2 separate regions of the Homo sapiens genome follow, and region 2 is linked to region 1. A link is a contact called in ENCODE Hi-C or POLR2A ChIA-PET data. All regions are on one chromosome and are shown on one strand. The core of a region is the stretch at or near the end of the contact, and the rest is flanking DNA. Distances in the headings are between cores, read along the strand shown. Region 1 holds the start of TBC1D10B (TBC1 domain family member 10B). Region 2 holds the start of FBXL19-AS1 (FBXL19 antisense RNA 1).

Region 1 (6,165 bases), core at 2,634-5,133:
CCAGGAGTTCAGGACCAGCCTGGGCAACATAGTGAGACCCCTGTCTCCCTTTTTTTTTTTTTTAGACAGTCTCGCTCTGTCTCCCAGGCTAGAGTGCCAGTAGTGTGATCTCGGTTCACTGCAACCTCCACCTCCCCTGTTCAAGTGATTCTCCTATCTTGGCCTCCCGAGTAGCTGGGATTATAGGTGTGCCACGAAGCCAGGCTAATTTTTTTTTTCTGTATTTTTAGTAGAGACAGGGTTTCACCGTGTCGGCCAGAGTGGTCTCAATCTTCTGACCTGGTGATCCATCCACCTAGGCCTCCCAAAGTGCTGGGATTACAGGTGTGAGCCACTGCGCCTGGCCCCCGTCTCTATTTTAAATTAATAAAATAAACCCAGTAAACATGTATTGAACACACACAGTGTGCCACGTGCTAGGCTGGGCTTTGTGGATGTACTTTGGCAGACACAATCCCTCCACCCCCACATGGTGGAGTTCATAGTCAAGTGTGTGTAAGTGTGAGGGTGGTGAGAAAGAGCCATCTGTGGAAGCTGAGGGATCAGGTGGGTCTCCTACCTCCCTTCAAGGAGAGGGGAATTTTTTTTTCTTTTCTTTCTTTTTTTTTTTTTTTGAGATGGAGTCTTGCTCTTGTCACCCAGGTGGGAGTGCAATGGTGCGATCTCGGCTTACTGCAACCTCCGCCTTCTGGGTTCAAGCGATACTTCTGCCTCAGCCTCCTGAGTAGCTGGGATTCCAGGCACCCGCCACCATGCCCAGCTACTTTTTTTTTTTTTTTTTGAGATGAAGTCTCGTTTTGTTATCCGGGCTGGAGTGCAGTGGCGTGATCTTGGCTCACTGTAACCTCCGCCTCCCGGGTTCAAGTGATTCTCCTGCTTCAGCCTCCCGAGTAGCTGGGACTACAGGCGCGTGTCACCACGCCCGCCTAATTTTTTTGTATTTTTAGTAGAGACGGGGTTTCCCCGCGTTAGCCAGGATGATCTCGATCTCCTGACCTTGTGATCTGCCTGCCTCGGCCTCCCAAAGTGCTGGGATTACAGGCGTGAGCCACCGTGCCCGGCATCTAATTTTTTGTATTTTTAGTAGAGATGGCGTTTCACCATGTTGGCCAGGCTGGTCTTGAATTCCGACTTCAGATGATCCACCCGTCTCGACCTCCCAAAGTGCTCAAAGTGCTGGGATTACAGGCATGAGCCACCGCGCCGAGCCAAGAGGGATTTTTTGAGGCAAGATGCTTTGTGGTCTCAGGTTTTGTGCTGGGCCTTGGTTTCCCCTCTGTAAAAGGGAGATGTAGTTCCCATCCCACAGAACTTGCCTTATAACTAATAGAGACAGGAATGAATGCAGAAACTGACATACCAGAGCTGGTCAGGAGCCCAGAAGTGGAGGGCGCAGCAGCCCTGTCTAGGAGTATGGGAGTGGCTTCACGAGGGCCAGGGAGTCAGGTGCAGGTGGAGGAGCAGATGTGCTGGGCGGAGGGCATGGCCTGAGCAAAGGCCTGGAGAGCGGAAGATCAGAAGTGTTCAGGTGGCCAGAATTGTGATGGGGCTGGTGACCAGCCCCTGAGGGGCCTTTGCCAGGCACAGGACGGAGACCCTGGGGAACCTTGGAAAGGTTTCATGCAGAAGAAGGATGTGATCTAGTATGAGTCTAGAATATTTTCTCTGGGTACTGGTGTGGAGGCTGGAACTCAAGAGGGGAGGAAAAGACCCTAAAAGGACAGCCAGCTGGTCACTTTCTGTGAGGTGCCTTGATAGCCAGTGGCAGCTCACTTTATTCTGGCCAAGAGCCAGCTTGGCTGATTGTGTGACTTTGATGTACCCTCTCTTCTCCCTCTGGGCCTCAGTGACCCAGTCCCCTCCATGCAGCAGAAGTCTGGAAAAATAGTGGCTGAGGAAGCCCCAAGTTGGCAAGGACAACCATCTCCTTCTCCTCCCGCTCCCTCTAGGACCCGATGTCCTGAGGAAGATGCCTCCCCCTGCCCTGTCCCCCCTCCTCCAGGCCCATGCCGATACCTCTAAGACATTTTCTTTTCTGGGCACTGAGGCCCCAGCCACCTGTTGTCTCTAAGAAGAGAGAAGGAGCCACCCTAAACTTAGCAGCTGCCCTTAGCCTCCCACACCAGCCCCTCCCTGCCTCAGACAGCAGCTGCCTCGCCTTATAGGGTTACCACGGGGGTCCAGGCCAGGGAGGAGCCCACTTATTACTGGGTTCTGGGAGAGGAGGAGGACTCCAAAAAGGGGAATGGGAGGAGAGCTCAGGAAGCTTGGGTCAAACGGGAGATGGGAAAGGTGAGGAGAAGGAGATCAGACACTGAGTGGGAATTGACAGGACATGGGGCTGAGTTGGGAGTGAGGGACCTTAGAGGACTCAGAAACCAAGGAGGAGCTGAGAAGTCGGGAGCTAGGTCTCACTGGAATTCCAGGATGGTGGATGCTATATGGAAATCAGAATATGGGGGTCAGAGAAAGAAGAGGGCGTTTAGAAGTTGGAAGGTTGGAGCTCATAACGTCAGGTCTTTATGCTTGTGATCTAAGGACAACCTGGAGCGCTCATGAGATTGAGGTCGGGATTCTCAGTGGAACATGAGGAGCACAGAGGGATGTGGCAGTGAGGGGAGAGGGGTTGACGGGACTGGGGCCTTGGATCCCCAAAAGAATAGTAACACACATATGGGGAGTTCATGGTATTAGGGATTCATGGATTTGGGGTTTGAGATCCCCACTAGAAGAAATGGAGGGGGTACTCAGAGGGATAAGGTCTGAGGAACTGGAGCCTGGGTTCTGGGGAGGAGCTCAGATAGATGGGAACTGAGGAGAGGGACTTGGAGGTTGGGATTCCCGCAGGAAATGGGTGAAGCAGAGATATGGGTTGCTTATAGGATCTGGGGGCTCTGGCTATTGCCACCTGGGCCTGGAGTGTTGGGGTTAGTTGGGGGCCGAGATCGGAGAATTATAGAGTAAAGGATGAGAGTACTGGGTCAGGGCACTGGATCTGTGGTGGGGCTCAGGGTCCCACAGACCACCAGAGTGTGGGGCTCAGGAGCTGAACGAAGAATAGGGGACCGGAAAGGACTCGAGAGGGGGCAGCGCGGCACTCATTGGTTGAGGGCTGCACTAATGCCCCCGCCCCTTCTCCGTGCTGTCCCCAGCTGTCACCCTCCCATAAGGCTTGTCTCCGGTTGTCACCGACTATCCCTGGGCTGGCACCGCCTGCTGGCAGCATCTTTGCCCTTTGGATGCTCCCATTGGCTGAGACAGCTATCTATTTTCCTGTCCTGTGGCCAAAGTGGGAGAACACGATCATTGGCTGACGGGGCGAATTAATCTCTAGCTTGCCCCGCCTCCTCCCAGCTGTCATTCCTTACTGACCATTTTGGGAGACCTAAAGAATTCTTCAGCTCTTCCTATTGACTGCGGATGCTGTCTGTCACCGCCTAAATAGACATCACTGCCTGTCAATTTGACCTCCACCTGCTCCCCTTTTCATTGGCTCCCTTTTTACCATTCCTATTGGTTAAGAAGCCTCCAGGCCCCACCTCTTACTCGCACAGCCCTGCCTCCTCCTCCGCCCTTCCGCGGTCATTCACCCTTCAGTCATATTCATTGGCCAGGAGGTTCAGACCCCTGCGTTTCTATTGGTTATTTCTTTCGTCCCATCGCCCCCTGCCTTTCCTCGTCCTCTGATTGGTCTTACAGCCCTAGCTTTCTCCGTTTCCTCTTTCCAGATGACCCACCCCTTTTTCGCCTCCAGCCCCGCCCACGATTCCAACGATTGGCAGAAGCCCAGTTCTCTCTCTCCCACTATTCGTCCAAATCCTCTGACTAGGCGGGAGAAAAAAGGAGCGCGATGAGCCAGTCCGCGCGCAGGCGTGGAACGCCGAGACGCTGGCGCGGAGCCGGCTCTGCGGCGTGTGCGCAGGCGCGAGGTCGGCGGCTCGCCCCCAAGCAGGAGGGAGGGGGCGGTGGCGAGAGCGCGCGAGGGGGTGAGAGGGCTCGAGAGAGACCCCGGCGCGCGGCGCCCCCCGACCCCTGCCCCGCCTCTGCGCGCCCAGCGGCCGCTCCGCCCCCGGCGCGCGCCGAGCCGCGCCCTTCGCCCTCTCCCCTTTCTCGGCTGGCCTCGCCGGGAGGCCCGAGGGGCGGCGCCTTCTGCGGCCTCCCCGGCGGGGGGATGTGAGGGGCGGCCCGCGGCCATGGAGACGGGCACGGCGCCCCTGGTGGCCCCGCCGCGCCGTCATGGCGCCCCCGCGGCCCCCTCGCCGCCGCCCCGGGGTTCCCGGGCCGGGCCCGTCGTGGTGGTGGCTCCGGGACCTCCAGTGACTACGGCCACTTCGGCCCCCGTCACCCTGGTGGCCCCCGGGGAGGCGCGGCCCGCCTGGGTCCCGGGGTCGGCCGAGACCTCTGCTCCGGCCCCGGCCCCAGCCCCGGCCCCAGCCCCGGCTGTCACGGGCAGCACGGTGGTGGTGCTGACCCTGGAGGCCTCGCCCGAAGCCCCAAAGCCGCAGCTCCCCTCCGGCCCGGAATCCCCAGAGCCCGCGGCAGTGGCTGGAGTTGAGACATCGAGGGCTCTGGCCGCAGGGGCAGACTCGCCGAAGACAGAGGAGGCTCGACCCTCACCCGCCCCAGGACCAGGGACCCCCACCGGGACCCCTACCAGGACCCCTTCCAGAACGGCTCCTGGTGCCCTGACCGCCAAACCCCCGCTTGCCCCCAAGCCGGGAACCACAGTGGCCTCAGGAGTGACTGCACGGAGTGCATCAGGACAAGTGACAGGTGGGCATGGAGCTGCCGCAGCAACATCAGCATCAGCAGGACAGGCTCCTGAGGACCCCTCAGGCCCTGGCACAGGCCCCTCTGGGACTTGTGAGGCTCCGGTAGCTGTCGTGACCGTGACCCCAGCTCCGGAGCCTGCTGAAAACTCTCAAGACCTGGGCTCCACGTCCAGCCTGGGACCTGGCATCTCTGGGCCTCGAGGGCAGGCCCCGGACACGCTGAGTTACTTGGACTCCGTGAGCCTCATGTCTGGGACCTTGGAGTCCTTGGCGGATGATGTGAGCTCCATGGGCTCAGATTCAGAGATAAACGGGCTGGCCCTGCGCAAGACGGACAAGTATGGCTTCCTTGGGGGCAGCCAGTACTCGGGCAGCCTGTGAGTACCAGTGGGCACCCAGCGGGACCGCCTCGGGGAAGCAAAGGTTGGGGGAGGGCGAAACGAAAACGATACACTTTGCCCAGACTCTGGCAGCCCAGCCTCCTCTGAGGATCCACGGGGTGATCAGCGCGAGCTGCCGTGTCTTGAGCATCCTGAGGTGCCTGTGACATTGGCATGTTAGTGGAGTTTCAGACCAGGGGTCAAGAGGTCTGGGTTTAAGCCTTGCCTTTGATGGGTTGTGTGCCCTTGAGCTAGTGGCTTCCCCATTTCCGTGCCTCAGTTTTTTCCTCTATAAAGTGGATTGAATGAGATGATACCTGAGGTCATCCCTGCTCTTTGATGGGGAACTCCAGCTACAGGCCGGATATTCTGGAGGGTTGGTTGGGCGAGGGTTCTGGTAGAGACCCTTGGTCCCTTAGGGTGGATAGCCTGGGAGGGGTGCAGGCATCTCCCTTCCCCCATAGCCCTAGGTCCCAGGGATGGAGTAGAGAGGTGGGGAAGTCTGGCTGATGGAAGGGAGACTGTGCAGTCAGGATCCCGCTGTGAAACAGGGCAGTCTTGTATCTGCACTGAAGTAAAGGGTGGGAGAGGCCTCTTCCCCATTTCCTCATCTCCCCAGCCGGGCTGACTCTTTCCTAGTTCTCTCCGGGGCCTGAGTCACTCCCGAGGTAGGGGGTGATTGCCTCTGACTTCTTCCTTCCCCCTCTCTGGATCCTGCCCGTTGTTCCTGTGCCCCTTTGACCTGCTGGGCCAGTCAGCCTACAGCATCTCCTGGGCCCCCAGGTGTCAGGCCCCAGGTGCTAAGGATAAAATAGTCCTTTCAAGGAGCCAATCATCTGGAGAGAAAGAAAAGTACTTAAACAGTTGGTTTCAATAGAAGACCTCGGGTTTAGCCTAGAGATCTCCAGAGGGTTTCCTGAGGCACCTAGAGCAGGGAGTCAGCTGAACCTGCTCTGAATCGTGGAGAGTAAGTAGGATTGATTTAGTCTTGGCTATGTGTGCAGGGATCGGGG
Region 2 (6,503 bases), core at 3,882-6,381, 550 kb before region 1:
TAAGGTCCATGCCCTCCTCTTAGACTACAAGTCCCAGAAGCCCCCGTCCCAGGGATAACTCTGAGCATGCTCACCTTGCACCCAGCGTCCTAGCCCACTGAGCATGCTCCATCTCCTCTTTCCTCCCCTCAGGCCCTCTCCAGCCCCTCCCTCCTCTCATGCAGGGATGATCTGAGCATGCTCTCTCCTGCCTCCCTAACCCACCCAGGGCTCCCAAAGCTTCCTGCAGTGCCAGCTCACCTCACCTGTCCCCCCCCTCCTCCACACTGAGCATGCTCTATCCTCCCCCCACCCAACTCCTGAACTACATCTCCCAACAGTCCTTGGGGAACCCACAGAGCACGCTCCCAGGCCCACACAGCCCCACAGAACCAGCCAGGACTACAGCTCCCAGAATTCCTCAGGACAAGCCTAGTGAGCGTGCTCCGTGGCTCACCTTTTTCCTTGGGGTGGGAGGCTCATTCCCTGCCTCCCTTTCCTTTCGTTTGGGGGGCCCAGGCACGTCCTCCGGGGGGGGCCCGGCAGGCAGGGGGCCCTTGCGCCTGGGCGGGGGCGGTGGAAGCGGTGGCTCCTCTGTCAGCTTCCATCCGCTCCCCAAGCTGGCGCCCTCCTCGCCGTTGTCGGCCCTACGGCGGCCAGGCCCCTCACCTGAATCCTAGGCGGGACAGAAGCTGGGGGTGAGGACCTGCACAGCTCCCCAACACCCACCTACCCACAGCTCAGCCCAGCCCAGCCCCTACCTTGCTGGTGCGGCCTTCCTGGGTGCAGCGAGGGCACTCCCAGCAGTTGGGGATCTCTGCATTGATGACACCCTCAGCCTTCCCCATCTGTAGGCAGGAGGGCAGTGAGTGGGGGGTTGGCCAGGAAGCCCAGAGCCAGGGTGATCCCCCACTCTCTGCTCCCTGACAATCTGCCCCACCCCAGACGCCGGGGTCCCAGGGCCATCACCTTCAGGCAGCCGGGGTGGACGATCTCGTTGCAGATTGTACACTCCATGAGGCTCAAACCAAATTTCTCTTCCTCTCCCTCCACCGTGTCCTCCTTCCCAGCCTCCCCACACAAGAGGCACACAGCTGTGTGTGGGAGCACGGGCTGTTGGGGGAGAGGGGACATCAGGGGCCCCGAAAGCTAACAACAGGGGAAAGACCCTTCCTTCTAGGGACCCTGGCCAGGTGACGGATGAGGTGCAGCACCCACGGGTCAAGCTGGGTCTGATCCTGAGTTTGCTCCTTTTGGGAGTGTGACCTCAAGCAACTGATTTAACCTCCTTAAGTCTCCGTTTCTGCATCTGCAGAATGGGGCTAAGAATCTTTCCCTCGCAGGACTCTTGGGAGAGCAAAATAATACGCGAGAGACACTGATATGTAGCTGTTATCACCTGTGACTGTTATAGCTGGACCCAGGGCCAGTGGGACCCTGAAATTACAGCTGGCTTTGGAGAGGAGGACAGTAACACTCAGAGGGTGGGGAAGACAGCTTAGGGTGATACCAAGGTCGCTCCATGAGCAGCCCAAGGGTTGCTCTGAATCCCACAATGAATCCGGTTTTGGCAAGACCCCCTGGGAACACTAGGGAAGCCACTAGTCTTGGGGAAGTGGGGGCAGCCTCAGACAGTGTGACTTTGAGGAAGACAGTGGTAGGACTGAGTCATAACAAGGATGCGGCAGGATCAAGGAAGATGCAGGTAGGGGGAGAAGGAAAAGTGAGGCAAGGGGTTGGGGGATAAAGGAAAAGAAGTGAGGGGCTGAGGGGTGAAGAGACCAACCAGGAAAGAGTGGCAGGAGGAAGAGAGGGAGGTGGCAGAGTGGGGAGGGGGACGCAGGATGCAGCTGGCTCCTCGCGGCTGCTGGGGAGGGGCCGTGCTCTGGAGCCCAGGGAGGCTCAAAGGATGAGGAAGGCAGGGCGGAAACCCATGCTTCCCCGATCCCTACTGTGTGCTGGGCCTTGTGGTAGACACACTCGCATCCATGCCATTGTTTAATCTTTACAACTCAGCAAAGGAAACATTTTACAGAGAAGGAACCTGAGGTTCATTCAGCATGATTTGCTCAAGGTCACATAAAGGGTGAGCTTAGCCTCAAATCCAAGACCACCCTGGGTGAGGAAGAGGCCAGAGAAGGGCAAGACCTGTTGGAAGGGGGCCATCTCTGGGGATGGGCCCCCTCCTGCACAGAGACATCTTGGGGGGTGATAGAGCAGGGGCTGGGCATTCTGCGGGGGTGTGACTCTGAGAGCTGGGAAGAGCCTGAAAGTGGGGACTGGGTCAGATCCTTCTGTGCACCTGGACACTGCCCCCAGCTTGGAGCTGAGGACAAAAATGGATACTGACACAAACTAGTGAATGAAGGGAAGAAATGAACGAGTGAACAAACAGCCACTCCACAGTACAGGCTGGGAGGCAGTCACCAGCCATTCCAAGAAGGTATTGGGAAGGGTGGGCAGAGCCCAAAGGTGGGGGCAGAACTCACGGCAGTGCACTGCCGGAGCAGGCACGACTGCTTCATGCGCCCGGGCCCCCCGAACTTCTTCATGTCTCGGCAGAAGTGGCAATCCCCGCACTCAGTTCGCACACAGGCCCGGCAGCGGCGGCAGCGGGTTCGGCGTCGGCGCGCTCCGGCCCCCGGCCCCCGGCTGCTCGACGACATTGGGGGCGTCAGCAACGCCGAGGGCTGTAGGTGGATGGTGGCAGGGTCAGATGGGCCCACTGGGGCCCTGGCCTGGGAGACCCCTGACAGGTCCCTCCACCTACAGGCAGCTAGAGCCTGCCCTCTTCCTCAGGGGGACAAGGAGGTCACCCCCTTCTGTGTATCTGGGGGCCAATCCTCTACTCAAGGCCTGTCTCCCTGCAGCAGCTCAAGAGGAGCCCAAGAACTGCTTCCTGGCCTCGCTCCTCTACCGCCTCCTCAGGGTCCCTTCCCTAGCCCAGGGAGCAGGAGGGGACACCGAGGCCCTCTCCTCTGCCATCCCCACACCGGAGCTCCTTGGAAAGGCCAGGCACTCCTTGTCCGTGGTGTTAGCTTGGAGAGATCCCAACTCTTCCCCTGTTATCCGAGTGTAGAATATCCCAGGCTCTCCCCAACCTCAATCTGGGGTAAACTGCCCAGATTCACCTCCCAGATACCCAGAGATTCCTAGACGGAAGCTCCGGACTTTTCCTCCCCCCCGCCCCACCAACCTTTTCATCCACAGCAGCCATCCAATCTCTCTTCCCCTCAACCCAGTTATCCTCACCAGATCCAGCGAGATCCTTGCCCCCAAGTCCCTAACGATCTCCTCTGCCCACTAACTCCCCAGAGCTCTGACAGCCCTGGAGATGCTTCTTCAGAGACCCTTCTCAGCCCAAGATCTCAGCCCCTCTTGTTCCCCACAGGGTTCCCTCCTCCAGGACACCCTCCTCTTGGATCCCTCAGGTCCACCTGGGCAATCTCCCAAATTCCTTGGGATTCTAGAATCCAGCCTGACATCTTCCCAGAACTGAGGATGGGCTCAGTCCTAGGACCCCCAGCTTCCCGGGCTGCTTTCATCCCTAATCATCTAGAATCCCTTGGGCTCCCCCTCCCATGGAAACCAGATCCTCCAAGATCCCATGTGGAATTAGAAGCCTGGAGGGTCTCTTCCCAGTCAGTCTTACCCCAGATTCCCCCTTTCCGGGGACTTTCATACCCATCCATGGGGCTAAGGGGCCCTCCAGCGCTCCAGGGGAGGGGCCTGGAGGGCGGCGACTGCAGGCGGGGGTGGGGGCTTTCAAGGGGAAGCAGGGTCTAGGAAGGAGGGCCAGTTCCCCAGGGTGGAGAGGTCATAGGAAGGAGGGCTGGAGATGAGTTTGGAGTAGAGAGAGGGTGAGGCTGGGGGCGGGGAAGGTAGAGAGAGGCCGGGCTGAGGATGAATGGGAGTGGGCGCTGCCCAGGTCTGGGGGTGAGGAGGAGCCGCATGAACCCACCTCACACGTGTCCCGGGAGCCATCTCTCCCTTCTCGGCAGCTCCCGGCGGGTCGGCGGCCATCGGCGGCGGGGGGGCCGGGCGGCGCGGGGCGCGGAACGCTCAGAACGCCGGGGTCCACGGCCCCCCGAGGGCGCTCGGCCCCTCCCTCCGGCGGAGGCCGGGACGGCGGCGAGTGGAGATGGGGGGCGCCGGGGGCGAGGCCCTCCCACGGGCTGCGGCGCGGCCCTTCCAGGGGGAGGTCCTGCTCTGGGAGGCTCAGTCCCTCAGCCCCCCCAGGCCAACGGGGGCTCCTTGGGCGCAGGGTGCTCAGCTTCTGCCCGGGGCCCACTCAGTCCCGGGTCCGAGTCCCAGCTCCCCTCCCCCCACCCCGCCCCGCCTCTCCCCAGCGCCCCTGGCCCTTTAACTGGCCCCTTCCCGGACCCCACTGCCCAGGGGTCCAGTGCCAGGCCTGGGCCCCCCCCACCGTTTCCGGGGTTCAAGCCCGCCCACCGCCGGTTCCCGGGGAGGGGGGGGTCGCTGTAACCTGCCCCCCTCCCCTGGGCCCGCCCCTGGACTGCGACCCCCTGCCCTACGGCTGCGAGGCGAGCGGAGGGGGAGGTGAAGGAAGCTGCTCCGGCCCCGCCCCCCCCAGCCCGCGCGCACCCCCGACCTCTCCCCCTCCCCCAAGCGCGCGACCCTCGGGAGATAGGGATTTAAATAAAATTTGAATAAATCCCCCTCCTCAAGCGGGAGGGTGGAAGGAAAGGATAGAGGGGGAGAGGGAAAGGGGAAGGGGGCAGTTGGGGTGTCTCAGCCCCCCTGGTCCCCCAGCCCCGCGCTGCTACGGCCCGGGGCCCTGGCCGCCTCTCTCATCCCTCCTCAGCTCCTTCCTCCTTCCTCCTCTCTTCCCCCCTCCCCTCCCCTCCCTCCTCCTTCCCTCCTCCTCCTCCTCCTCCCCCTCTTTACTCCCTCCTTCTCCCAGAGGAACCCCGCCCCCTTCCCCCTCCTTCCTCCACCACCTCCACTTTCCAGGACGAACGCACGCAGGGCTCGACGGGAGTTGTAGTCCTGCGGCCACTGATGCTACGGGGGAACAATAGGACGCTGGGGACAGCGGGAACTACAAACAGGACGGCGGAGGGCGTGCCCAGCCGGGAGCCGAGGATGCCGGGAGTTAGAGTCCCGTTGCCCCGAGGCTCCCAGTTGCAGAACATCGAGAAGGAGAGGGAACGATGACTACAAACAAGATGGCCTTCTCCCCCGACCCGACCTCCTTCCCAGGCACTCACACGCCCTCCTGTCCACAACCCTCCGCGTGTGTGGTACCTGACGGGAGTCGCAGTCCATCTGCTGCCTTCCCGCTGCCATTTCTACTCGTCAGGAACAATGGAAAGGTGAAAAGGAAAGAGGACTACAAGCAAGATGGCGGAAGAGGGACATACACCTGACTAGTAGTCGATCTTACGAGGTGCGATGGGATTAGTAGTTTTATAGCCTTCCAGTGTTCCTTAAGAATGGCGGAACCAGGAGGACGAGGAGACTACCGTAAAGATGGCAGGCTACCTAGCCTCTCCCGGTCTCCGCTTTCCACCACCTTGGGCACCTCGCCCGCCTGTGGTCTCGAAATCCCCCCCACCAGTGGCGCACGGCCTGACGGGAGTTGCAGTCTCCCGGCTCCCGTCTATCATCTCAAGTCGAGACAATGGAAGGGGATGGGGCGGGGCCACCGGCAAAGATGGCGGCTGCAGGGCCGGGGCGACTGCGACATGGGATGTGTAGTCCAGGCGTCTGGCCTCTTCCCTGCGGAAATGAGGGAGAGGACTACGAAAAAGATGGCGACCTCGCCCCTCGACCTCTGCGCCGGTGCCTGCTGGGAAATGTAGTTCCTTGCCGAGTCCAACAGAGAAAGGACGTCGCTGTTGAAATGTGAATCCCGGCGGACACGCCAAATTGCGAGGCGACGGAAACGGAAAGACTCTTTTCTCCTCTCTCCGCCACCGGCTTCTGAACAGCCTGGCGGGAAATGTAGTCCCAAGCTTTCACTCGCGAGTGGAGGGGAAGGATTTATGTCACCAGTGGGGATCAGTGCGGGTGGGGGAGAAAAACGTCGGGCGATCCGGGAATAAAGAATGTCCGCCTCTCCATGGGGCGAGGACTTCGCGTTTCAGGGGAGGGCCCTTAAAGGAAGGCAGCAGGAATCAGTCTTGTCGAACAGGGGGGCGTGGTTCTCGTCGAGAGTGCATTCACACTCTTGTTCCCTAGAAAGCCTGGGCACCTCCCACTCGATTCCTGCTCCTCAGACCTCCGGGAATCAGTGTCTTACAAGACGTGCGGGCTCCGGGGAAAAGGACCTGGAGTCACAGCGAATCCCCGCCCCGCCCCGGGAAGCCACCAAACCTTGCTTTTTCTCATCTGCAAAATGGGGACAATGGGGATAATGATCCCCACCTCGAAGCACAGTTGTGAGTGTTAAACAAGCCAATGTTCTTGTCACCAAAGTGCCCAACTCTGGCACGGGGCACGCGGTGGTAGATCCCTTTCTAAGGTCCCTTCCAGCCCAGCCGTTCTGGGAGCCCAGGAAT

The links. A loop is a pair of places that touch in the nucleus more often than their neighbours do. ChIA-PET counts read pairs that join two places held with the same protein, here RNA polymerase II (POLR2A). Pooled maps may share reads with other maps.
Region 2: a map of B cell shows a loop between it and region 1 (28-fold over the local background). The contact joins the promoter of FBXL19-AS1 here to the promoter of TBC1D10B in region 1. A Hi-C loop is called at or near these places in 3 of 168 maps with a recorded cell type or tissue (B cell, CD4-positive, alpha-beta T cell and naive thymus-derived CD4-positive, alpha-beta T cell), 4 of 37 single-sample maps with no recorded cell type and 17 of 50 pooled maps. POLR2A ChIA-PET finds 5 or more read pairs at or near these places in 1 of 52 experiments (Panc1).

What each region holds. Positions count from the first base shown.
Region 1 is chr16:30,368,212-30,374,376 of GRCh38, reverse strand. TBC1D10B (TBC1 domain family member 10B) reads left to right here and starts at 3,883. Exons shown (of 9, transcript NM_015527.4): 1 at 3,883-5,149. The coding sequence starts at 4,194. It also overlaps a transcript of MYL11 not described here. RefSeq lists silencers at 3,998-4,287, 4,378-4,457.
Region 2 is chr16:30,921,897-30,928,399 of GRCh38, reverse strand. It overlaps FBXL19-AS1 (FBXL19 antisense RNA 1), which reads left to right and starts at 5,131. Exons shown (of 1, transcript NR_024348.1): 1 at 5,131-6,503. FBXL19 (F-box and leucine rich repeat protein 19) reads right to left here and starts at 4,828. Exons shown (of 11, transcript NM_001382779.1): 1 at 3,941-4,828; 2 at 2,469-2,669; 3 at 949-1,092; 4 at 741-827; 5 at 437-655. The coding sequence starts at 2,645. RefSeq lists enhancers at 4,910-5,069, 5,110-5,199, 4,822-5,789, 5,230-6,049, 5,790-6,503.